Regions from separate parts of the Homo sapiens genome. Here all the other regions are linked to region 1. Evidence: chromatin loops called from intact Hi-C (ENCODE). Cell type or tissue: HCT116. All regions are shown on one strand. Region 1 holds the start of MIR4527HG (MIR4527 host gene). Region 2 overlaps SKOR2 (SKI family transcriptional corepressor 2). Region 3 overlaps KATNAL2 (katanin catalytic subunit A1 like 2). Region 4 has its middle 180 kb from the start of SMAD2. Region 5 holds the start of LOC105372098 (a long non-coding RNA gene).

The links. A loop is a pair of places that touch in the nucleus more often than their neighbours do. Peaks named below come from ENCODE experiments on the same cell type or tissue, not always from the same donor. Only the 100,000 strongest peaks of a DNase experiment are listed, where the experiment ranks them.
Region 2: a loop joins it to region 1, with 8 times the contacts of the local background. A loop is called at or near these places in 9 of 110 quality-filtered maps.
Region 3: it touches region 1 in a loop (7-fold over the local background); 4 of 110 quality-filtered maps call a loop at or near these places.
Region 4: a loop joins it to region 1, with 3.0 times the contacts of the local background. A loop is called at or near these places in 6 of 110 quality-filtered maps.
Region 5: it touches region 1 in a loop (13-fold over the local background); 16 of 110 quality-filtered maps call a loop at or near these places.

Annotation. Positions count from the first base shown.
Region 1 is chr18:47,281,446-47,286,445 of GRCh38, forward strand. It overlaps MIR4527HG (MIR4527 host gene), which reads left to right and starts at 4,279. Exons shown (of 3, transcript NR_147192.1): 1 at 4,279-4,316. It overlaps LOC124904295 (a long non-coding RNA gene), which reads left to right. Exons shown (of 3, transcript XR_007066359.1): 3 at 941-2,587. In HCT116, a CTCF peak has its summit at 2,259 (motif pointing left); a DNase peak (open chromatin) is centred at 2,266; H3K27me3 peaks cover 2,084 bases.
Region 2 is chr18:47,213,793-47,218,792 of GRCh38, forward strand. The region is part of intron 7 of SKOR2 (SKI family transcriptional corepressor 2); the gene reads right to left. Among named protein-coding and RNA genes, the nearest start is that of SKOR2, 35 kb to the right of the region's middle. In HCT116, a CTCF peak has its summit at 1,936 (motif pointing right); a DNase peak (open chromatin) is centred at 1,969; H3K27me3 peaks cover 4,680 bases.
Region 3 is chr18:47,047,869-47,052,868 of GRCh38, forward strand. All of the region lies in intron 4 of KATNAL2 (katanin catalytic subunit A1 like 2), which reads left to right. Among named protein-coding and RNA genes, the nearest start is that of ELOA2, 15 kb to the left of the region's middle. In HCT116, CTCF peaks have their summits at 2,708 (motif pointing right) and 2,907; a DNase peak (open chromatin) is centred at 2,733; H3K27me3 peaks cover 2,541 bases.
Region 4 is chr18:47,746,964-47,751,963 of GRCh38, forward strand. No RefSeq gene overlaps it. Among named protein-coding and RNA genes, the nearest start is that of SMAD2, 180 kb to the right of the region's middle. RefSeq lists a silencer at 2,224-2,403. In HCT116, CTCF peaks have their summits at 2,352 (motif pointing left) and 2,552; a DNase peak (open chromatin) is centred at 2,378.
Region 5 is chr18:47,098,076-47,103,075 of GRCh38, forward strand. KATNAL2 (katanin catalytic subunit A1 like 2) reads left to right here. Exons shown (of 18, transcript NM_001387690.1): 16 at 1,168-1,330; 17 at 2,179-2,281; 18 at 2,791-4,168. The coding sequence ends at 2,930. It overlaps LOC105372098 (a long non-coding RNA gene), which reads right to left and starts at 160. Exons shown (of 4, transcript XR_935432.3): 1 at 1-160. RefSeq lists silencers at 2,264-2,476, 2,312-2,421. In HCT116, CTCF peaks have their summits at 2,333 (motif pointing right) and 2,532; a DNase peak (open chromatin) is centred at 2,336.

The DNA.
Region 1 (5,000 bases):
AAAGGCCTCTGCTCTCCCCTGTATTCACTAAATTATGACCCTGAAGATAATTTGCATTTCATCCAGAGGAATACGTAATTTTAGAATTTGGAGCTTAGATGGGACTTTAGAGACTTGCTACTCAATGGAGGTATGCTTTGATTTGGACACATCCAGGGCCTAGAAGCTCATAGCAGTACAATGTAAACTGTCCTGAGGGTAGGGCAACTCTAATTAGAGGTATCAAGCTAAAATTGACCCCCTTAATTTTACCCTTGGTCCAGTGGGACAACACACACACAAGCCACACATAGCCATTCTGGTATTTTATGTCAAGTCTTCTCTCCAGCCCACACATTTGGTTTTGACCACTCCTTACCAGAAACTTCTCACTACCACTGGCTTCAGAGGTGAAATTTGGTGTGTGGTACCTTTTCAGAATCCTTGATATCCTAAACAGATGCCTGGATTACTTCACCTATGCCGGTTTCCTTGGCTCACTCAAAATATGGACAGGTCCCACCTACTTTAAACACAGTTTTCTGCTCCTTGACAGTCTTTCAGATACGTTTGGGGAAATCACAAACTAGTAAGGGGATGATCTTTCCTGCAGGATATACACAAGAAAAGAGATCTTTCAAGGGAATGCCGGGTTACATGTCATATCTGCTAAGATGTGTGCGGCTGCAAGTAACAATGTCTAGAGTAATAAAGACATTTAACGAGCTCACATAACCAAGAGCTGGACTGTTTTAGCTTTGGTGTTGGGGCTCAGTGGTGCCATCCAGGAACCAGGCTCTTTCTATGTGACCCTAGCTTGTTGTCTTTTAATTCTTAAACTTACTGCCTCATGGTCACAAGTAGCTGCCTCAGTTCTAAATAGAAAATCCTTACATACTATGGATTAAGGTAGGAAGAAATGGAAGCCTTCATTCTTATCTCTGTCTCCTTTTTTTAACAGGAAAAAAACCATTCTTCCAGGAGAGGCTCCTCCAAGCAAACTTCCCCTTACATCTCTTACCAGAACTGGGTCACATGCTCCCATCTAAAACAACCACTGGCCATTAGAAATGGTGTTACCATGCCTGTCTTGGACCAATCACATTTGATCCTCTGAGGATAGAGACATGTTGCCACCTGAACAACTGTGGGGTGCTGTACTCCTGGCAAGCAGGGAGAATGGCTGTGGCTAGGCAACTGACAGCATCTACCACAAATATGTTACTCAGAAGAAGAATCGAGGATGGCCATAATTTTTATTTAAAGATTTCTATTTTACAGAGGCATATCTGATTAAGGGACATTTAAACTTCCCTGTTAAACTTATCAAGACAAAAAGACAAGGCATCTTGCCACATTTCTTAAATATTCTCTGCAGTCTCTCTTGACCTTTTCCCAGCTGTGCTGTAAACATAAAGATAATAACATATCTGAATAACATTTTATGGTGCACAGATAATTTTCACATACATTATCCATTTGACCCTCACCATAACTGTGTGGGGTAGGTAAGGTACGATTGTACTTTTCATTAATTTTTTTTTTTTTGAGACACAGTCTCGTTCTGTCACCCAGGCTAGAGTGCAGTGGTGCGATCTGGGCTCACTGCAACCTCCACCTCCCAGGTTCAAGTGATTCTCCTGCCTCAGCCTCCAAGTAGCTGGGATTACAGGCAAGTGCCACCATGCCTGGCTAGTTTTTGTAATTTTTTAGTAGAGACAGGGTTTCACCATGTTGGCCAGGCTGGTCTAGAACTCCTGACCTCAGGTGATCCACGTGCCTCGGCCTCCCAAAGTGCTGGGGTTACAGGCATGAGCCACTGCTCCTGGCCACTTTTCATTAATTTTTATTGGACTTAGGATTAGAAGGATGAGCAAATCCTACTACTTAGTGCGTGGAATACTGGCATCTATTGTTTTTGCTTGGCTCCTCTCTTGTTTTAATAATTAACTAATCGATCCATTCTCTTTTATTGCCATCTCCCACTCACACTTTTTCCTCCACATAGGCAATCATTCTAAATATGTCCAATGTTTATCTTATTTGTATGCGTATTTATAAAGTGAATATTTTGTTTAGTGTGTATGCAGTTTCGTTTGCATAAATTGTAATATTCTGTGAATCTCATTCTGTTTTGTACTTTTTTCATTCTGCTCTGTTTTTAGAAGTGATCCATGTTGCTATGTGTATCTACTCCATTGCCTTTAAATGCTGCATAATACTCCACGGTGTTTGTCGATCATGTTTTACTCATCTTTGCCCCCTAGTGGAAACCATGATGGCCTCCAACTCTGCACACAAATAGTTTCAAACAAGAACCGCTGGTGAAATGTGACTGCTGATGGACCTGGGTGGGAATTTCTCTGGGATGCCGACTAAAAAGCATGGTGGCTGGGTCATAAAATGCACACTTAATTTGAATAAGTGCCACCCAGTGGCTCTCCACAAAGCCTGCACTAGTCCATTCTACTAGAAATTATTCACATTTAACTGGAAACTGGGTCTTGGAGATGTTAAGTAACTTGCTCAAGCTCACATAAGGAGTAAAAGTGAATTAGGACATCCAGGACCCAAATCCAGGCCTTGTAACTTCAGGTCAATTTTATTTTCCAGGGCACCACCCTCTAAGTCTCTGGATCATAATATGGAGCACTAATAAAAAGATTTCTTGAGGCTTTTGTTATTTACATAATGAATTTCAGAAATGGCTTACTGGTGCTACTGGCAAGTTGCAGGCAGAAGAAAGAATGAAAGCGAATGGGCATCTCATGTTCTATTCTCTGATTCAACCTGTTTTGGGTCCCTTTTGACTGCTTTACCACAGTTGCTATTACATTATTTTGGGAAGTATTTAAAAAAGAAGAGAAAGTGCTGGATATCTGAACTCCTTTCCTCCAGTCTGCCATGGGCCAAAATGTAGTACCACCATGCCTGACTAGAAAGTAAAAGAGGAATCATAGAATCAGATAGTGTTATAACCAGAATGGGCCTTACAGACCATTTAGTCTAGTCCTCCCATTTTATAGATGAGAAAATGGAGGCCCAGAGAGAGGAAGACAGTTGCCTGAGGTCACACAGCTGGAAGGAGAGCAGGATGGGCACCCAGGCTTTCTGAAAACCAGTCTCTTTGATGCAGGTGAACCCCCACATTGGGGCTCAGCTCAAGAGGGTTCTTAGCTTTGCTCAGGAAGGAATTCAAGAGTGAGCTGACAGTTAAAGAAAGCAAGTTTTTAGAGCAATAGTGTACAGCAAAATGGCTGCTCCACAGACAGAGCAGGGCCATCCCATAGGCAGAGTAGCACTTGTGCATTGCTGGCTAGCTCTATTTATAGCTGCTCCTAATTATATGCTAAATAAGCGGTGGGTTATTCACAGATTTTCTAGAAAAGGTGTGGGGAATTTCCAGAACTGATGGTTCCTTCCTCTTTAAACCATGTAAGGTAACTTCTGGGTTTTGCCATGACATCAACTGTCATGGTGCTGGTGGGAAGTGTTTTACAGCATGCAAATGTATTATAATTCCTAGTCCTAACTGCTTTTGGCTGGTTCCTTTGCTACATCCTGTTTTGATCAGCAGTGTCATGAAAACAAGTCCTGTTCATCTCCTACCTCTCCTTGCCCTTTCCACTTTTCTGCACACAGCAACTTTCACCTGCGCACCCAGGAATCCACACTTTAAGTCTTAACAACCTGAGGTGTTGTTGAGAAAAAACTACAAACAGTGGTGCGCTGGCAAATCTTTAACAATCACCTGGGGTGGGGTGGGGTGTGGATAAACAAGCCTTATTTGTAGCATATGGCCAATTTCAAGCTGCCAAAGTGCTGTCACTGAACGTGAAGTAGTGGGAGCAGGGCAGCAGAGGGCCACCAATCAGAGGCATTTCCACCAAACAGATGCAATTGGCATAAGTAACTGCAAGGGCACGGACAACCGCAAGGTCTGCTAAAAGGATTAGGAAGTGATGAGTTTTGAGTGTTTATTACTTTTGGTTTTAGTGTAACTTATTTGTAAGCTTACATAATTTAATGTCTAATAAGGGCAATGTTTAACAATCACTCATGAAATTCCTGAAAATTGAACTGATACGGTTTGGCTGTGTCCAAACCAAATCTCATCTCAAATTGTAATCTGAATTATAATCTCCACGTGTTGGGGAGGTATCTGGTGGGAGGTGATTGGATCGGGGAGGGGGGGATTCCCCCACGATGTTCTCATGATTGTGAATGAGTTCTCACGAGATCTGTTGGCTTTATAAGTGGTGGTTTCCCCTGTTCTCGCTCTTTCCTGCTGCCTTGTGAGGAAGGTACTTGCTTCTCCTTTGCCTTGTGCCGTGATTGTAAGTTTCCTGAGGCCTCCCCAACCATGCAGAACTGTGAGTCAATTAAACCTCTTTTCTTTAAAAATTACCCAGTCTTGAACAGTTCTTTATAGCAGTGTGAAAACGGACTAATACGTGAATACTCAGCTCTCCTGAGCTTATGCGAGTCAGCCCCAAGACAACATTGGCTATAAAGGAATGAAGCCAGCTTCTCGGTGTAGCAACCCGCCTTCCTAGTTTATAAACTTGTCCTGATTCTTCTGCATACTCTTTGGTGGAAACATAAAATATGAATATAGTGGAAAAGAGGGGCAAAAGATAAATGAGTTATTCTGGAGATAAACTTTCTGTGTAGTGGAAGTCTTAGCTCTGTAAGCTCCGAAGCTATGATGGTTTTAACTTTTATTGATGAACTTTGAAAAGAGTTGTGTTGCATTCTTTCCTACCTCATTACACGTGAGACATTATGGCTTATTACTTTTTTATGAAGAACCCAGGACATGTTGAAGTGTGCAAATCTATTTTCCCTTGGAATACATGACCTCAAACTGCTAGGCTGTTGGGGCCTTTGGACTTGCTTTTTAGAGTTTTGCTTTTTAGAGTTTTTTTTCTTGCTCACTTTCCAGAAGCTCTGACTTCTTTTTACTGTCAGTGTGTCTGCCTCTATCTTTTCCCTCCTCTTTCTAATTGACTAGAGAACTA
Region 2 (5,000 bases), 68 kb before region 1:
TATGACAAGGACAGTTACACAGGGACCTACTCCAGTTACCTCTTCTTTTCACTCTAGGTTATGCTATAGCTGCTATTAACACAGACCCCTTTGAATATTGGTTTTCCATTATGGTATATGCTGCAATGTGCCAAAGCATATGGATCACTTCTCTAGATGCATGACATGACAGAGCCTGGAATGGAATTCCATTATTTAGGATAACAAACAATGTAAACTTTTGGGCACAAGGAGTTCCAATAAAATGGTTTGTGCCACTCTCACATTTAAGAAGAGCCCTCAACATCAACATTAGACACCACAAAGGTTTAGCCAGTGTCTGTTCTATGGCAGCCACCAGGAGAGATAAGTTAAATCACCATGGGCCATCTCATTAGAGGAGTAAACTGCTCAACCTAATCCAAAGAAACCCGCCTGAAGGATTCTACTTTCAGAGCTAAGTCAAAATGGCTTCCTCTTTCTTTTTTTCAGAAGCAATAACACAGCATTTCATTAAGGTAGAAAGTTGAGAAGGAAAAGAAAAGCAAAAAAAGGACTCAAGAAAAAAAGGACATTTCCAAATAAGCATATTTGAGTCCCAAGGGTCCAGATTGGAATTTAAACTGGGGTGAAGAATTATCCCTACTAGAATGTTGATTTTTTCATTTATTTCATTAAAACAAAATGAAATAAAAGCCAAAAAACAACAAAGATAAAAAGCAAAAAGTAATGAGCTGAGAATCATGTATTTTTCCATTCTAAGTCCTAAATCATGAATGGTAAATAAAGATTATAGTAGCATGGCCAGTTGTTCCTGGAAACAACATTATTTCACTGATTCCAGGATGCACTTTATCCCCTCACATTTTAACATTTCTGAAATCAGATGTATTAGAATTACAGTTGAAACCTTTTACTTTATGATTCATCAAATAGTGGTGCCTCTTACAATTGATGGTGCTTCAGATTCCATAAAATGCAACATTGGACTTGCAGACACTTCAGCAAATTCTCCCCAACTTGGAAGCTCAGGATTTTAGAGGCTCAATTTAAACTAGTTAGTTATTCCATGCAAATCTCCTACAATAGGACTTACAAAAGCTTTCTTTTCATCTTGACCAGCTTAGAAATTACCGAGATTGGCATGGAGAAAAAAAATTCAAAGTATTATGTAACTTCTAAATTACCTACTTGGTTATAGTAGATCAAAAGTACTGGAGTTTAAAAAAAAAAAGTGACTTCCTAGTTTGTGCCAAAAGAGTTAACCTGAGCTCACACATTCAGGTCAGTCAACATCTCAAAAAGAGAAAGATGAGAAGAAAAATGCTACATAACTAAGGAACAACTGATTGCACTGTCAAGGTGCACAACAGTAGATCAATAATTGGAAATGGACACACAGTAGCCAAAGTCTGTCTACTGCTAGAGAATTTTAAGGCAGCCTCCACAGAAGTTCAGGCTTGCATTAAGTCTTCTGACTTGCAGGGATCTCCTTTTGATGCATATTTAGACACAGAACCAAAATCTTCTAGTGGCCCAGGGATCTTCTTCTAAAAATATAATGCAAAATAGTAATGGTCCTATCTACCTTTTTTTAAAAAAAAGATGTAAGACATATTTTTACAAACTCTGTAGGTTATACAGTAGAAATCTGGGCAAGTTCCCATCCTAATGAATATTGGAGAACCTCCAAGAAAAGACCATCTTACTGAAGAGCTGTGTCCTTGCCAAAGAACAAGCACTCCTCCAGCAAAGATAACGACCTCTCACTCCTTTCCCTGTGACGATGCACTGCACTCCCATCATCAGGAAGTTGTAAACTGCTGTTTTACAAGTCCACCGTGAACAAAACATTAGTCCTTAATCTATTGATTGAACATTATTTTAATTGAGGCTTTTAATGAAGAACTTTGAGACCAATTCCCCCTAGCTGCGTGTGACTGCAGAATTCTGGAAAAACAGCAGAGGGCACTTAAAGACTAGCACATTTTCCCCATCAACACGCCTTGTGGTAGTGATCTGACAAGTTCAAAGGATGTGAATCTGGGTCTAGCCATTTATCATGTGCTCTGTGTTGCAGCATCACAACGTTCTCCAAGAACTATGACTAAAAAATAAAAAAGCATGTCTTCAACAAATCTACAGTAGTAGCTTATACACAGATGCACTTGCTTATAAAATTATTGCCAAATTCATAATAAAAAAAGGTTATCAAGGCATCATCACAGTCTCAGCTCATGTTGTAAGTTTTTATATTCCAGTCCTTGGAAAAACTTTAATCAAAAAGCTATTCACTGAATAAAAATCTTCAGTCAGCTTCTTCAGCCTAAGGACTGTTAAGTTTTGCTTTTAAAATTGAATAAACTTGTCCTAGAATCATAATTCATTTGTGAATGAGAAATCCTTTACCCTTTATTACACTAAACATTTACATTTTTATAAACATGCTAAATTAAAAAACTTTTGTATTGGTTCATAGGGATAGAAAAATATTTCTTTGTTTTGCATAACTAAATGTGGCTTAGTAATACAAATGCTATAAGCACTTAAAAACCCAGGGCAGGGGTGGGGGACTTTAACACAAACCACGTTAAATACTAAAATACCCAAATTTTGAGCTATTTTTTAAAAAGGTAGCTTATACCATGTATAAATGTTAACTAATTCCTCACTGTTTTAAATCTCACATTGAGATAAGTACACATTCATTTATAAAGACACAAAGAGAGTCAATCATTTGACTCTGTAGTCATCACAACTTTACATTTAACACGGGAAAAAGAAGCAATGGTGCAGAAATGACAGTCAACAGAGAATCTAAAAATGCAGGAGCCAAAGAAATTCATAAGTTTTCTTTCTATGGCAATGATACCCAAGACGCTTTCAATATAAGTTTTTTGAATAGAAACACTTTTTAACAACATAGGATAAATGCATTGTGGGTCTTTGGGAATCATTACAAAATATGATGGTTTTAATATATTTGAATTCTCCTTGACTGCAAGATAGAGTGGGCTTTTATGTCATCTCAAGAAAAAAAAAGCCTGTTTTGTAATATATGCTCTGTAAACTTTAAATATAAAATAATTTGAGTGAACTGTTCTGTTTTCAGGAAGCAAAGCATGCAACCATATTGACTGATGAATAAGATCATCCAACTAAAATATTCAGAAAGCCAGTAATTGTGATATTTTACAATTTCTTGATAATCTTTAGATAGAATTTTCTAAAGACATTTTCCCCCAGGTACTTTGACAGATACATCAGGCTGAATAAGGAATTAGACACATTTCTGTTCAAGTAACACTGAATCTGCAGCCTCAATTCTAAAGCAGATAGTACCATGTAAACATAGGTCCTTCCTGCACAAAAATATATCTAGCCGGATGGGCATGGTGGCTTACACCTGTAATAGTTCCACTATTGTAGGTACTACTTTGAGAAGGGCCACACCATTAAATTGATTACTCACATTGGCATAGCATATTATGGCTTGTATGTACATTTCATGTTTATTACTCACTTGCACCTTATAATATTCCTACCAAGGCCCTAGGTTAAACCTTATAGCCGTTCATTTTGGTTGAGGAACTGACACTTAATGAACTATATGGGATGGGTCTCAATCCCAAGTTACAGATGTTAAAGCTCATCTCTGTTAGGTGCAGACAGAGCAGTAATACAGAAGCTCCCCAAAATTTGCTAGTATTCCTTCCTTTAGGAGTTGTGGTAGTAGTATTTGCTTAGTGTAAAATAACATTTGAGGAAACCAGGACCAAGCCAGGGAAATTTGGAAAAGAATTAAGAGGACTGCTATATGAGAGTATCAGAGCTGGGTCAGGATCATCATGGGTGGTGATTCATTCAACAAATGTTTATGAACAGCTGTTTGATGCTGCACACTGTGATAGGTACTGGAGTCAGCAGGAAAACCTTGGGCATCTAATGGTAGGGGACACACAAAAAGGGGAAGAAGCAGGAGGGACAAATCATGTCGATTTCACCAATTTTCATGTTGTTACCCTGGAAGCAGCTTTGTGTATTTCAGGAATTATATGATACCTACAAGGGCAGGAGGGTGGGGGTGGGAAATTCAAGCTTTTCCCAAATTATTTAATTTGCTACCAGGAATAGTTTACTATCTATAGGAATGTGAATTAACAACATTTGTCTAGATAGATGAATACATGTTGTAAAATATTTTATAAGACAGCATAATAAAATGATTTGGTAATACCAGTTTTAATCTTCCATGTACCAAATATCTCAAAAGACATGAGATATTTTTTTGTTCTATCAATCCTATCTGCTTAGTACATGGAGACAATATAATTTCCTCTTTTACTAAAGAAACCAAATGCCAAAGAAAATTAAGACATTAAGGTCACATAACTGGCCTTAAATAAGGGCACTAAAAGAAATACTGTTTCCTTTCCTAATGCCCATTTTGCTATACTCACCACCACCCCCTGAAATCACAATTTTTTTGTTGCAAGTGTGGCAATTATTTTCTTTTGTTTTAAGAGTATGAAAATGGGCTGGGTGCAGTGGTTCATGCCTGTAATCCCAGCACTTTAGGAGGCCCAGGTGGGAGGATTGCTGGAGGCCAGAAGTTTAAGACCACCCTGGGCAACACAGAAAGACCCTGTCTCAACAAAAAATTAAAAAATTAATCGGGTGTGGTGGTGCACACCTGCAGTTCCAGCTATTTGGGAGGCTGAGGTGGGAGGATTGCTTGAGCCCAGGAGTTGGAGGCTGCAGTGAGCTATGATTGTACCACTGCACTCCAGCCTGTGCAGCAGAGTGAGACCCTGTCTCAAAAAAAAAAAAAAAAAAAAATCTGAAAATGATGTCCTTTGTAAAATAAGGAAGGTGTTAAAATTTTATATTCCCCTACATCGAATCTTTTATTTAAATTTTTCCTTTAAACAGAGAATACAATAAATACATTCACAGCAGTAATTATAGCTCTTATTATCAAGGAATCAAAAGCTAAGAATGGGAATTTGTTATTAAATCAA
Region 3 (5,000 bases), 230 kb before region 1:
CAGCTAATATTTAAATTGTTTTTAGAGACAGGATCTTGCTGTTGCTCAGGCTGGTCTTGAACTACTAGCTTCAAGTGATCCTCCTGCCTCAACCTCCCAGTCACTGAGATTAGGGCTTTAAAACTTTTGAGTTAGAGCAGTGGTTCTCAATTAGGATGATTTTGTTCCTTGGGAGATATTTGGCACTGCTTAGAGGTCTTTTTGGCTGTCACACTGGCATCTAGTGGGTATAGGCCAAGGATACTGCCAAATGCCATCTGACGCACAGGACAGCCCCCATAACAAATAATTATCTGACTTTGAATGTCAACAGTGCCAAGATGGAGAAATCTGGAGTTAGAGCAAGAAAAACCAATCAATTTTTGATATTTTCCCAAAAAGTCTGATAAGCATCTTTTCCTCCATTAAATAAGGGAGCTACTGGAACTAAAAGTCGGTTTTGAGACTCCAGTGACCCTCGTCCTGGAGAGGTACAAAGGAAAAAGGTGAGGAGGGCAGGAGGCAGTTGACAACGAACTGAGAGTTCCCATTGTTTCTCTTACCCATGCCAGCAACCACTGCTTTCAATAAACCTATTGCCCCCTAGAAGGAAATGAGTGCCCCCGTCCCATGGTTAGCAGACAGGCAGGCCATCAGTCACTTCTCAGCTTAGGCTCAAACTCTGTATCTCCACATAGCAGTGGGGTGGAATTGAGCCCCGGAGCAGGGCAGGGCTGACTTTGGTCTTTCTGTGCCTCTGTTTCTCCATCTGGGCTATAAGAGCATTCCTGAAATTGACAAGCCAGACAGTCTGCATGTGGGTAGTGGGCTGCTCTGCTCTATTCACCAGGCACTTAAGTAAAGTAACCCCAAGGGTAGCATATGAGAAAGTGCTAAGTGTTCAATCTATGACAGGGCTGTGGGGCTTGTTGTCATAGGGACGGCTTCCAGGATATGCGTATAAACTTAGAAGCCAGACTCTTTTTTTTTTTTTTTTTTTTTTTTGAGACGGAGTCTCACTCTCTCGCCCAGCCTGGAGTGCAATGGCGCGATCTCGGCTCACTGCAAGCTCCGCCTCCTGGGTTCAGGCCATTCTCCTGCCTCAGCCTCCCGAGTAGCTGGGACTACAGGCACCCGCCACCAAGCCCGGCTAATTGTTTTGTATTTTTAGTAGAGACGGGGTTTCACCGTGGTCTCGATCTCCTGCCCTCGTGATCCACCCGCCTCGGCCTCCCAAAGTGCTGGGATTACAGGCGTGAGCCACCGCGCCCAGCCCAGACTATTTTCTTTCAAATGTCTGCTCTTCCCTTTGCTAATCTGTGATCTTGGACAAGTTACTTATTCTCTTTATGCTTCAGTTCCCTTGTCTGTAGAATGGAGTAATGGGGTATAGCTAAGTATCAGGTAGATGCCATTATTACGAGGATTAAATATGTAACATGCTTAGAATCATGCCTGACAATTACACTTATACTTCTATTATTGATAGGATTTGGGTTTTATTCTCTTAATACCCAACTTGGTTCAGCAAAGGACTTAAAGAAACTGGAATGTGGGCTTGGCCCATTTTACATCATCTTTTGATGGAATCTCAGCTCTATCCAAAGAACCCTGAGTTAAAATACCTCAAGGTGCTTTTCTGAGTGTGTGCAGCACTTGGAGCAGTAGTTATACAGAATATTAATAGGTGTTAAAGAGTTTTGTGGTCAGGTAAGCTTGGCAGATATTGGGTTAAATTAAACTAGGTCCCTCATTTCAGGACTTCTCAGACCATCTGATTTACTATGTGCAATGAGAATATCATACTAAAGTCACAGTATTCAAGGTTTTGCAAATCAATTTGGCCAAAGCTTTTCCAGGGTTTTGTTATTGTGGTTGTTGTTTTGGAGACAGGGTCTCACCTATCATCCAGGCTGGAGTGCAGTTGCCCAATCATGGCTCACTGCAGCCTCAAATTCCTGGGTTCAAGTGATCCTCTCACTTCAACCTCCTGTGTAGCTGAAACTACAGGTGTATGCCACGACACTGTTTGTTTATTTATTTATTTCCTTATTCATTTATTTTTGGTAAAGATGGAATCTCGCTATGTAGACATAGCTGGCCTTGAACTTGTGGTCTCATGCAATCCTCCCACCTCAGCCTCCCAATTAGCTCAACTGCAGGTGCGTGCCGCCATGGCTACTTTTTGTTTCGTTGTTTTGTTTTGTTTTTTGGTAGAGATGAGATTTATCTGTTGCCCAGGCTGGTCTGGGACTCCTGGGCTCAAGCGATCCACCCACCTTGGCTTCCAGAGTGCTGAGATTACTGGCATGAACCACCATGCCTGGCCTAAGGAACTCTTTTTTTTTTCTCAGACCATCTTTAGAGACGAGTTTTCCACAGATAACTTTGAGAATGCTGTCTTCCTAGATAAGTTGACTCTTATAAAACTTAAACTCACCATGCCAGGTCCCAGCACTGTGAACATAGTAACAGAATCTCAGTAAATGTTATTTGCATAGCCATTGAGGAACTTACTAGAATGTAGATGGGTAGAATAATTAGAAACGAAGACAATGCCATTTTCACAAATTATCCCTGATTTTTTATTACAATGTATTTTTTGTTCCAGAAATTGTATCAGAAAGAAGAACTGTAAAAACAAAAAGATAAAAATAAAAGTCAGATGTAGTTGTTAAGGCCAAGTAGTTTGCTGCTTACAAAGCATGCATTTTTCCTTTCTGCCACGAGATGGCTCTTTGTATCGTGAATCAATGAAAGTTCTACTAGAACTGATCATTTTCCGAAACCTGCTGGGAAAGGGACAAATGAGTGGACTGTCAAAACGAAAATGAACTATAGGTATTTTTAAGGACATATGAGTGTCAATAAAAGAGATCTGCCTTAACGAAGTTCTACAAATTCAGCAGAGGATAGATTACTGTGGATTAAAATAAACAATCAGGGAAAGCTTTGTAGAGAGGGTGACGTGAGCTGGACTTAAAAGATGTATAGAATATGAATAGACCGATGTGATGTAAGGCCATTCCTGGCAGAGGCACAGAGGAAGAAGGGGCACAGCCTAAGTGGAACAATTAAGTAAACAAGAAGACCAGAGTTTGAATGTGTGAGTGAGAATTGGTGACAGCAGACAATGGAGGGTCATGGATGCTGGTTCTTCTATTAATAGTCCTCCATATCCATCTTCTCGGGCTTGGGTAATTTTAGTAGCCTCTGCGTCTCTCTCTTGTGTCTTGTTATTATGGCCCAGTATTGCACACTACTCCTAAAGTCCCGTCCTGTCGCTCTGTTGGTTAAGAATCTCTAGCGGCTCCTCCTGCCAACCACATCGAATTCAAACCTCATTCAAGCTCAGCTCACTTGAGACCAGACGTTCGGGACCAGCCTGGGCAGCACAGCAAGACCGCATCTCTACAAAAAATAAAATAAAATAAATAGCTGGGCGTGGTGGTGCACGCCTGTAGTCCAAGCTACTTGAAAGGCTGAGGTGGGAGGATTGTTTGAGCCCAGGAGTTCCAGGCTGCAGTGAGCCAAGATTGTGCCACTCCAGCTTAGGTGACAGAACAAGGCCCTGTCTCTAAAAAGAAAAAAAAAAAAGGTTAAAAAAAGTTTGTAAAAACAGAGGAAATGTTAGTCATTTTCTCTGAGGGGCAGAATTTTCTTTTGATTTACCAGTATTTTCTAGTTTTTTCTTAAGTGAATATGTATTACTCCATACTAAAGTTATTAATAAAAAACTGATTTAGTTTTTCTCTCTGTAAAATGAGGATTAAGACATAGTATAGAAGCATGGTGAGACATGAAAAAGTATAGAAGGTGATTGGCTAGAGTCAACTGACTGTGGTTTGCAGCTTCTTTAAAATTAGCTTAGGAGAGATACATACATTTCAAGGTCATTGAAAATAATCATGGCATCTTCTTTTAAGAAAGTTCAGGCTAGGCATAGTGGCTCACACCTGTAATCCCAACACTTTGGAGGCCAAGAAGGGAATCAATTGCTTGAGGCCAGGAGTTTGAAAGCAGCCTGGGCATCATAAGGAGACCTTGTCTGAAAGAAAGAAAGAAAGAGAGAGAAGAGGAGGGCTACTAAAAAAGAAAGTTTTCTCTTTCTACTTTCCTGGATCTAGATTCAAATGAAACAGAAAGAACTCTAACCTGCAGCAGAAATCTGAATCTGGGGTCCTTGGATGAGCTCCTGAAATTGTATGCTAATTTGCACATGTGCACACTTTTCAGGAGAAAATTGTTGGTTTTAAAAGAAGTTAAGAACTAAAATTTAAGACCTGGAGAGTCTTTCTTCTTTCAGAGGATTTTGAGACACAGCCCTTGCTTCCAGTGCTAAGGCCACTTATATTGGACAGTTTTACAACTGAACAAGTTAAAAATGACAGTAAGGAACAAAGATCAAGGTACTACTTTTATACAGAAACACTCTGAAGTGCAATGTGTGACTGATTAAAAAATTACCAGAAACAAATAATACATTCCAAGTGGATGTTATCTTATATGAAAGTTCTTTGATGATCTTGATTGGTAGATCTTTGGAATTTCCTTCAGTGCTCGAGACTTGTTAATGTGAATTACTTCAATGATGGCAAATTTGGGTTGAATTTGGGTTTTATCATTTTGCCAAATGTTACCTAAAATGAATACCTGTGAATAAAGAGGTAACCAAGTTTGGGCAGATACCCATTTTAGGCTGCAAATGAGTAAAGACAAATCACAAGATGTTTCTTGGTTGATTTACTTATTTGACTTTTAAGCACTTCCAAAAACATCCTTAACAACGGTGACATCACCAGAATAAGTATGTAACTTTCAAAGGCAACTGCTTTGAAAGATAATAGTTAAATATACTTAACAAATATGGGGCTCTTTATAGGCAAACCTCCTATGCACATACTAGTTTTCATCTAATGTGCTATATATAGGCTTACTTTTTGTATTGCATCCCTTTAGACTTGTAATGCCTGTTAGCCATTATTCTTTTCACCTCAGTTAATTTCTTCTTTTTATTCTGT
Region 4 (5,000 bases), 470 kb after region 1:
CTCAGCACTGTGTTTACATTCACCATGTGGATCCCCATGAGGCAAGAGGTGAAGACTGCAATCCAAATGCTGGGGTTCTCTCTTGCTGTTTTCTTCCTCTCCATTTTAAACAGGCAGCCAGGCTCTGTTCAGCTTCTTAGTCTCAAGGATCTCTGCAGGATGGAAAGCAGAAAAGCCCCTCAACAGTCAGAGAGAGGGGAGCCAGAAATGGTGGTACCTAGGGGAGGTGGCCAGATCTTGGGGGCACACTGAAGTGTGATGCACCTGGGGAGCCAGCCCCTAAGCCTGGGAAATCCAGCCCTGCCAAAAAAGTGCAGGGTCCCAAACAGGCCTATGCAGCAGGGGGACCTGGGAATTCTCCCAGGCAACCAAAGCAGCCTGGGGCGGGACTCAGTAGAGACATTGCCCCAGACCGGAGTGCCTCTGGAGGGTCCTACGCAGCTGTGTTCAGGGTGAGGGGCAGAAGCTTAAAACACCACTGTACCCTGCCTGAACTGCAGTCACATGGAAAGAGGGAAGATGAAGACGGAAGCCTGCGAGCAGAACTGGGGGGCGGGGACCAAGCCTGGGCTCCTCTCCACCCTGTGATTGGACCCACTGTGGCCGGTGCCATTCCAGAGCCACCCTGGGTTTGGCGTGAGGCATCTCCCAGCTGTTATTTGACCTCTAGCTCCCATGGGCTTATTTGAAAATACCTGCCTGCCTTTCCCTTCCAGCTCCACCTGGGAAGCCTGATCTCATCCAGTTAATAAAACAGGAACAGAGGCATGGGACGCAGCGAAGGCACCCGTGGGACCCTGTCCTGGTCCCAGCTTGCCCAGTCTCACGGTGGTGGTGAAGTGAACCAACCTGAGTTTCTTCTCTATTCTCTGCCTGCTGACAGGAACAAAGGCCAGGAGGAACAGGCCTTACAGCTAAAAGGTTCCCTTGGAGGCCCATCTCAAATTCCCTGCAGGTGTGGCCACTCGTCACAACCTGATTCCTGGTGACCTCTCTCTGCGCAAAGGCAAATGGAGAAACAATATCTCAGTTTATGAGACCCTGGTTTTAGAACTCAAGTCCCATTTCCCTATGGACCCACAGGAATATTTTGGAGATCGTTAATCTTCATTTCTGATTGATTTTCTGTCAATATTTCCCCCACCCCAACCTTTCCATCAAGTAGTTAATGAGCTGTAAACAAACACTTGAATGCACCGGGGCAGTGGTTTTCCAAGAAGCCTTTTGAACCGTGAACCAAGGCCGGGCAGTACAAACCACACCCTCTGGTTTGCTGTGGGCGCATTTGTGCCTCTAGTTTTTCTCACATGGGTTCCCCAGGACTGGTGAAGTGAGAAGAGTCCCCCGCCTCCTGGAGGCAAAGCAAGTAACAATTAACTCGCCATAAAGGGGAGTGCACTGAATAAACCCCAAATCTCTCCCCTCTGCCTCCCGCCCCAAGTGTAGCCACTTCTCTGGGTCAAGCGCTCCAGAAGGTTCACCCGCACGGGAGGTGGCAGAATCCAGGAGCACCGTAGGTATCCGACCCCCTCCTGGCAGGGCTTAGATGGATAGAGCTGGGAAAAGTTTGAAGCCTGTGTTCCTGTGAGAGGGGAGGCTTGGGCCCACCCACATGGCACTGCATGGCCAGGGTGACGCTGGAGGTTCCCGAGGGGCCTGAAGACTTAGAAGGTCCCAAAGATGACAGTGGTAGAGACTCCGTGCCGGACCCCACAATCTGGTTTGTGTCAGCCCTGGGAGTGTCATGCAAGACCCCTCACCGCGGGTCTCAGTTTCCCCATCCATCCTGCTTCCGTCGCAGCGGTATTAGAAGGATCCGGGGACACACGCTTGGGAAAAGTCTAACGGTGTCACAGATGTCAGAGGGAACCCTCTGGCCTCCAGGATCACAGATCTGTCCTCCCCACGAGCCAAGGCCCAGGAGTTCCTCTGCAGTCCGCCTGAACGTTAACACGCAGGGAAAACTTCAGGGAAAACATACAGCTGATAAAAATTTAATGCTATATGTAACAAAGGAGAATGAATATTTAATCCGTGCTTTTATGCGAAACCACATAACCAGGCAGCCCCACGCGGCGCCCCTCCCCTCGCCCGCGCCCGGCAGCGAAGCAGTTAAGCGGCTGGCAACAAGCAGCTCCTAATAAACACTCGGCTAATTCTGTAGGAAAAGCACTAATTAGAAAAGCAATAATAATCGGTGTAATTGCTCTAAATTACCCTCCTAACAGAGAACGGCGCTCGGAGCCGGGAACGCAGCTGCCGCCGCCCAGCCCTGAGCCCCGCGCTTCGCGCCCGCGGCCCTGAGCTCTGCTGACCCCTGGCGGCCGCCGCGCGCCGCGCCGTCTGGACTGCGAAGGGCAGCCGCGCGAAACCCGACGCTCTGGCGCCCCCTGGTGTCCGCGATGCCGCACTGACCCGCGGACGGACGGGAGGCCTACGGATCCAGGATGGCTCCTTCGACTCTCCCCACGCCCCCCGCCCTCTGCTTCTCCCCAGGGCTGCTAAGGAACCAACATCACACTGGCTGGCCCACGCAGGACAGGACAGGGCCAAAACAGTAATGGGATGCGCGAACCTCTAAAGGGTTACTGGAATTCGGGATGCTGTGGATTTAGGGGATTGCTTTGGGCATGGGGTTGATGGAGGGAAGGAGGGCCCTCCTTAAGTGTAGGAGGTCAAGATTTTAGGGATGACATGTTCAGGGGAGAGGGCCAGGACAGGCTGGGCAGGGCTGCTTTTGAGAGGCCTGAAATTAACAAGGACGCTACGCCTTTCTGGTGGATTTGCGGACCACTGATAGGGTCGTTAACAAGAGCCTCCCATACCTGCTACTGGGATGGCCGCTACTGGGCTCGGCCGCAGTTTTCAGGGTAAGTTTGGGCCCTCAGCCTGTGTGTGTCTCAGCCCTCCTCAGACCAAACCACAGTCATTGACTTGGTCTCCCTGCTCAGTTGTCAGTCTGACACAGATACACACATATACACACACATGCACACACACATATACACACATACACACATATACACACATATACATAAACATACATATACATGCTTATACATACATATACATACACACATTTATACAAATATACATACACACACATATACATACACACATTTATACAAATATACATACACACACATACACATACATACACACATACACATATACATACACACACTTATACATACATACACACGTTTATACACACATACACATATATACATACACTTATAAACCCATATACATACACACATTTATATACACATATGCATATACATACACACATTTATACACATATGCATATACATACATTTATACACACATATTCATACACTTATACACACATGCATATACATGCATACACATACATATACACACATACACACAGATATAAACACATATACACATGTATACAAAGATATGCACACACATACACCCATATACACATACACACATATACACATATACATACACACATGCACACGTATACACATGCACACATCTCATATATATGCATACATATACATGTACACATACATATAGACATACACACATGTACATACACACACACACACACACCACACTGGGAGCTGCTGAGGGGCAGGCCCCTCTTGGTGCCTGACGCCTGGAGTAGCCACTCACTAAATGCTGGATGAATCAATACCTGGAACAGGCTGGATGCCCACCTGGGGGAAACAGCACCTAGGGATGGGAAAGCAGGGTGTAAAGCTGTGGCCAAAAGTACCAGCAAGAACCAGAGAGGGATCTAGTGATGCCCCAAGGGACCGAGGACCCTACGGGCTGGGAGGTCAGGAAAGAACCCTGGAGGAGGCAGGGTCTCCACTGGCCCCTGGAAGCTGACACTAGAAGCTTAGAATGAGGACCTGGAAGCTCAGAGGGTTTCTAGTACCCCCCAATCCCTCAGTAAGGGGAACTGGGAGGGGTGGCCTCCAACAAGAATCAAACTACTGCTCCCCTGTCCACCAGCCCTCACATAACCGTGCCCTTTCCCGACACCAAGGCAAAATCCCACCCTCTTCTGTTTTAAAGCAAGCTGAGGGGGGCGGTCAGTGTGAAGGGGGTTGTCCCTCCTACCCACTGCACTGATGCCTTGGCACTGCACTGATGCCCTGCCCGGAACCTGCACTGATGCTCTGGCGCTGCACTGATGTCCGGGACCTGCACTGATGCCCTGGCAGTGCACTTTCTGCCTGGGACCTGCAGACTTCCCACATGCTCCTCATCTCCACCTGCCAATCATCAACCACATGGAGTCCGCTGAGAGTCTTGCTCCTCCTGCCTCTGCCCTCAGGCCTGGGACCTGAGTACTTCAGTGCTGAAGAAAACCGACCAAGGAGTCCTGGCTGGAAACCAAGCCATGTGCTGTCCTGCCAACCCCCATGCATCCTCCCCACAAGGCTGAAGCTTTTGCTAGAAAACACCCCACATGGTTAGAGAATGGGTGTTAATGACATGAAATGGGCACTCCCTCCCCAGAAAGCCTTCCCTGGCTTACTCATCATTACAGGACAACCTTGGAATCTATGGCATAACCTGACAGATATGGCTTCTCCATCATATGATTGATCTAAATCAGTGGTTTCAGAGGGAGCCTCTTGCTGGCAGGTTATATCCATGGGTCTCAGCGGGAAATGTGTGGATGAGGAGGGGACAAGGCCTTTTGGGTACCACCCCTCCTTAAACAAGCAGCTCCACCTTCACATCTACAGAGGCCATACAGCCTGGTAACCACATGCCTAGGCTAGGAACCAGGCTACCTGGGTTCAATTCCTAGCCTTTTCACTGACACTGTGTGACCATGAGCAAGTTTCTTAACTCCTCTATGCCTCATTTTCCTCATCTATAAATTAAGATGTTAGTAGTAACCTAACTCAAAGGATTGTTGGGAAAAGTAATTGAATTAACACAGGTAAAGTGTCTGGCATACGGTAAACGCTCAATGAATGTTAGCTATTAATATTAACTGGTGTATA
Region 5 (5,000 bases), 180 kb before region 1:
GATAGAGAGATATGAAGCAGATATAGAAGAATACTGATGTTGAATCAAGATGGTATGTATATAGATGTTCAATTGTTTTATTCTACTTTTATATTAGCTTGAAAGCCATTGCACTCCAGCCTGGCGACAGAGCAAGACTCCGTCTCAAAAAAAAAAAAAGTGTACTAGTCCATTTTCATGCTGCTGGTGAAGACATATCCAAGACTGGGAAGAAAAAAAAATTAACTGGACTTACAGTTTCACATGGATGGGGAGCCTCAGAATCATGGCGGGGGGCAAAAGACACTTCTTATATGGTGGCAGCAAGAGAAAATGAGGAAGACGCAAGAAGCGGAAACCCCTGATAAAACCATCAGACCTTGTGAGACTTATTCACTACCATGAGAACAGCATGCGTGGTGGAAACTGCTCACGATTCAAATTATCTCCTACTGGGTCCCTCCCACAACACGTGGGAATTATGCGATTACAATTCAAGATGAGATTTGGGTGGGGACACAGAGCCAAACCATATCAAGAAGTTTAAGGAAATGGCCTATGGATGCAAAATCACATAAACTTGGCCTGACAGTTTTGGGAGGAGTAAAAGTGAGTGTCTGAAAGGGCGGTTATTTGCACTGGGCACCCAGGAAGGGCCACTGGTGCTAAGTTCACCAATGTAATGAAGTGAGGGGTCATTCACTCCAGAAGGACTGAGAATTTTGGAAGAATTAATGTACTTAGAGTGCCCAACTTATTGTCAGCAATAATTTACTCACTGGCAAGATCGGACTGAATAATTCATGTTACAACTGCAATCAGAATACTCATGATTGCTGGTTGTTAGTTGGTTTTTGTACCCCAAATTAAGTCGCATAAAATTACTTCCTTTTCATTAGTTCTGAGAATGTGCTCTTTTCCTTTTCTTCCATTCATCCTTCCTTCCTTCTCTTTCTTCTCCTTCCTTTCTGCTTTCCTCTCTTCCCTTCCTTCCCTCCCTCAGTTCTCTTTCTCACCAATTCTTTCTCCAAATAATATTAATTGTCCCATCCACTCAAGGCATAGATGTAGAGTGACAGTTAAAATGCAGAATTGCTTCCTGCAATGCTAAATTGTTCTTAAAGTACAGTTGTTGTTCAGGAAGTGTGTTTGCAGCCCTGTCCAGCTCCATTTCTGGTGTGATTTCAGGGAGCTGGACTGTGCCATGTTACGCCGCCTGGAGAAGAGGATTCTGGTCGATCTCCCCAGCCGGGAGGCCAGGCAGGCCATGATCTACCACTGGCTGCCTCCTGTGAGCAAGAGCAGGGCCTTGGAGCTGCACACAGAGCTGGAGTACAGTGTGCTGAGCCAGGTCAGCTGCCCTGGAGAGGGGCACATGTAGGTCAAGGGCCCACCATATGGCCATCTTGTAGACCAGGTCTTACCATGAGCTGATAGAAGCTTGAGACACTTAGAATAAGATCCAAGCTGCCCCCGTAATGCAATGGGCATCTTCACGAAGAATAAGCTCCTTTTCACTTAAAAATATTCAGAGAAGGAGAAACAATGTGAGGCAGTGGAAACAGCATAGGGTTTAGACTCAGAGAACCTATGGTCAAATCCTGGCCCTGCTGCTTGTTAGCTGTGTGACCTCGGAGAAGTCACTTACTCTTTGAGCCTGTTTCTTCATCTGTAAAATGGGTAGCAGATGAGCCACAAAGAATGACTGTGATGATTACATAACAGAAAAACTCCAGGTACATGTCTATTATGCCCATTATCACTGGTGTCCATTCCCAGGGTGTTGCAGAAATGTTGCCTGCTTTTGGTGAACATTTGAACACAATGTTCTCTGAGGTTCCTAAATGGCAGGTATGATCTTATTTACAAGAATAAACGTGCCTACCAAATTTGACCATCCTTGGATTTGAGCACAGGGGCCCTGATAGGCTAACTTGGGTGTTCTGATCCTTCACTGGCATCTTACAGCATATTTCGATGGTGTTAGAAAGCCATTCTAGCCCAGCTGCTTAGGTTATCCCAACATGCTAGCAGGGTCTCTTCCTCAAGCACTGTTTATCTGGGAATCTTTTTAGGATGTTCATGGGTGACAGATACAGAATCTACACAGGGCTTCTGATACTGGGTCCTGCCTATAACAACGTAATGGCCAGGAGCATTCTGCCCACTGACCAATGGCTGGTTTTTTGGCTGTTTCAGGAGACTGAGGGCTACTCAGGCTCAGATATTAAGCTCGTCTGCAGGGAAGCAGCCATGCGGCCCGTGAGGAAGATCTTTGATGCACTTGAAAATCACCAGTCAGGTATGGGTTGGATCACCATGAAGGTGTTCCAGGAATTTGTGTAAAAATCCCTCTCACCAGCAGATGGAGCCTGGCGCCTGTTCTTGGTGCCGCTTTACACTTGGCAATGCGTTTTTTGGTCAAATCATCCCTCACTCAACTCATTCCTCCGTGGGTGTTCTGATTTGGATCGACTTTGCTTGCAGATGATAAACTCCTTAGGGCTCAGGCTTTTATTTCTCTGGCACACTCTGATGTTGGGCTGGATCCATTTGAGGCACTATATAAATATTAAATAATACCTGGTAACGATACATTTAGGTCACATTTTTTTGTCTGGGCCTTAGGGGCTAACTCAGTTGCACGTTAAAGAATTTTTCCCCAGCCCTCTTTAGTCTTGCCTTTTGCTGCATTAACAATTAAGAATGCTGCATTATGCATTATTTTGAAAGAAGGTCTATTAGCGTTTCAAGAGCATTGATCACCAAGAGGTCGATTGTTGTGCTGTTACTGTTGTGTTCTTATCCTAGAAAGCAGCGACTTACCCAGGATCCAGTTGGATATAGTAACCACTGCCGACTTTCTGGATGTGCTAACTCACACCAAGCCCTCCGCAAAGAATCTGGCTCAGAGATACTCAGACTGGCAAAGAGAGTTCGAGTCTGTCTGAAACCACATTTACCCTGACCTGGCCACAAAGGCAACCACAAAGACCTCCTAGTTTATTAATGTCCGTGGGAGAACAAAATGATTGGAATGGAAAAGAGAAAATTATTTTTGAAGACTGGATTAACTTGAGCCACTGTATTGTTTTGGATAGCTGAGATATATTTATTAACTTACCATTATCGATGTCAGCAAAATATTGAGAGTTTCAGTTACATACATATATGTGCTATTGGGTCATACAATGGAGATTTTTCTGACAATTAGACTCCATAAAATTTTAATGAACAATTTTCTGTAATGTTACTCATTTGTAAACTTTTTAAGAAAAAGATGTACTTAGAAAAGTTGTGTTGGCCACACACAGGATGACCCTGAGTTGGGGCAGCCAAGTAGAAGCTAAGCTTGACAGGCACTGCCCAGCTGACAGTCCCAGGGTGAAGGAGGACGGAAGCAGGGAAGGCAATGCAGTCTGTTTCTCATTCCGGACAATATTCTGAATCTCATCAGCTCCCCCTAATTCTGACTCCATCCAGCTTTGTCAGCAGCAAACCCCTCCCAAACTAAGCCCCACTCAGAAATGTCACTGAGCATTCTGATGCTAGAGCTAATAGCCAGGGTGACTAGCACACCATCACCATCAGCTGCCAGTCTGATTGTTTTGGGTTCTGGCCCCCAATAACATCTTTTCACTCTTCACACCTCACATCCGGTGTGCTCTGCCCTTCTCTTTCCATTGCCGCAGCTTCTCATCAGATCCAAAGCTTAGGATGGGGCACCTAAGCTTCGAGAACATTCATCCCAAGTCTTCCCTGCTCTTAGGCTCTTCCCCCTCTCCTTAAGGGGTTATAAACAACTAGACGCATCTCTCTCAGAAACCCACAATCCGAGGCATCTACTTTCAACCCTTGATAAATTTTGAAGGCTTCTACTAAGTAATGCCACTTCTTTTCCCCCACTAGAACTTACCTATGGGAAATCACCTTCTTTTCTCTTCCTTGCCTTGTCTTCATCATCCCTGCAGACAGACTCTTCAAGAGGAAAAACCTCCAGAAAGAGACACTTTGGATAGCTAAGTATCCCAAAGGATTTTACCCTTTTAAACAAAACCAAAGCATTTTTTTCGGTATCGATTATTTTGAGATTATTCTCAAATGCCTCTTTAAACATCATTTCATGGAAAATGTCAAATTGAAAATATACCTTATTTAACAAATTGAAAATAAAAAAGATTTCATCTCAGTACATGCTTAAACTTCTTCATAAGCATCAGGCACTACACCATGCAGCACCAGTGATATAGAGAGTCCCCAGTCCCTGGGCCATGGACCCGTAGTACCCGTCCGTGGCTTGTTAGAACTGGTTTGCACAGCAGCTAAGAGGCAGGTGAGCATTACTGCCTGAGCTCCACCTCCTGTCAGATCAGCGAAAGCATTAGATTCTCATAGGAGCGTGAACTCCATTGTGAACTGTGCATGCGAGGGATCTAGGTTATGCGCTCTTATGAGAATCTAAGTAATGCCTGATGATCTGAGATGAACAGTTTCATCCCAAAAGCATCCATCCCCCGCCCCCTATCCAGGCCCACTCCGTGGAAAAACTGTCTTCCATGAAACCGGTCCCTGGTGCCAAAAAGCCTGGGGACCACTGACATAGATGACTCTACTTTGAATGGCCCAAGACTGATGTAAGGCCTAAGTTCCGATGTCTACTTTATGGTTTGGCGGGGGTTCTTCTTGTCAGAACTGACATCAGCTGACATTTCTTGTAGCTGCTAGTCCATTTGCTTGTGGCCACTACCATCATTTCTAATTTTATAAAATCTCAACTGCTGTTGTGAATTTGCTGCAGTGGGAAAGTTGGTGCTGTATGTATACCCAAAAGTGACTGGGTAAAGGGGCAGGGGAAATGCTCCTCTGGATAGCAGGCTTCATGACAATACATTTAGGTCCTTTCTGCTTACTGCCCGTTCCTGAATTCATTCAGAATAAGTGCAGTCCTGCCATCCCTCACAGCAAATACACTTAACCTTCTTCCACTTCCAAAACCCCATATGCAGCCTGTGTGCCTGCTG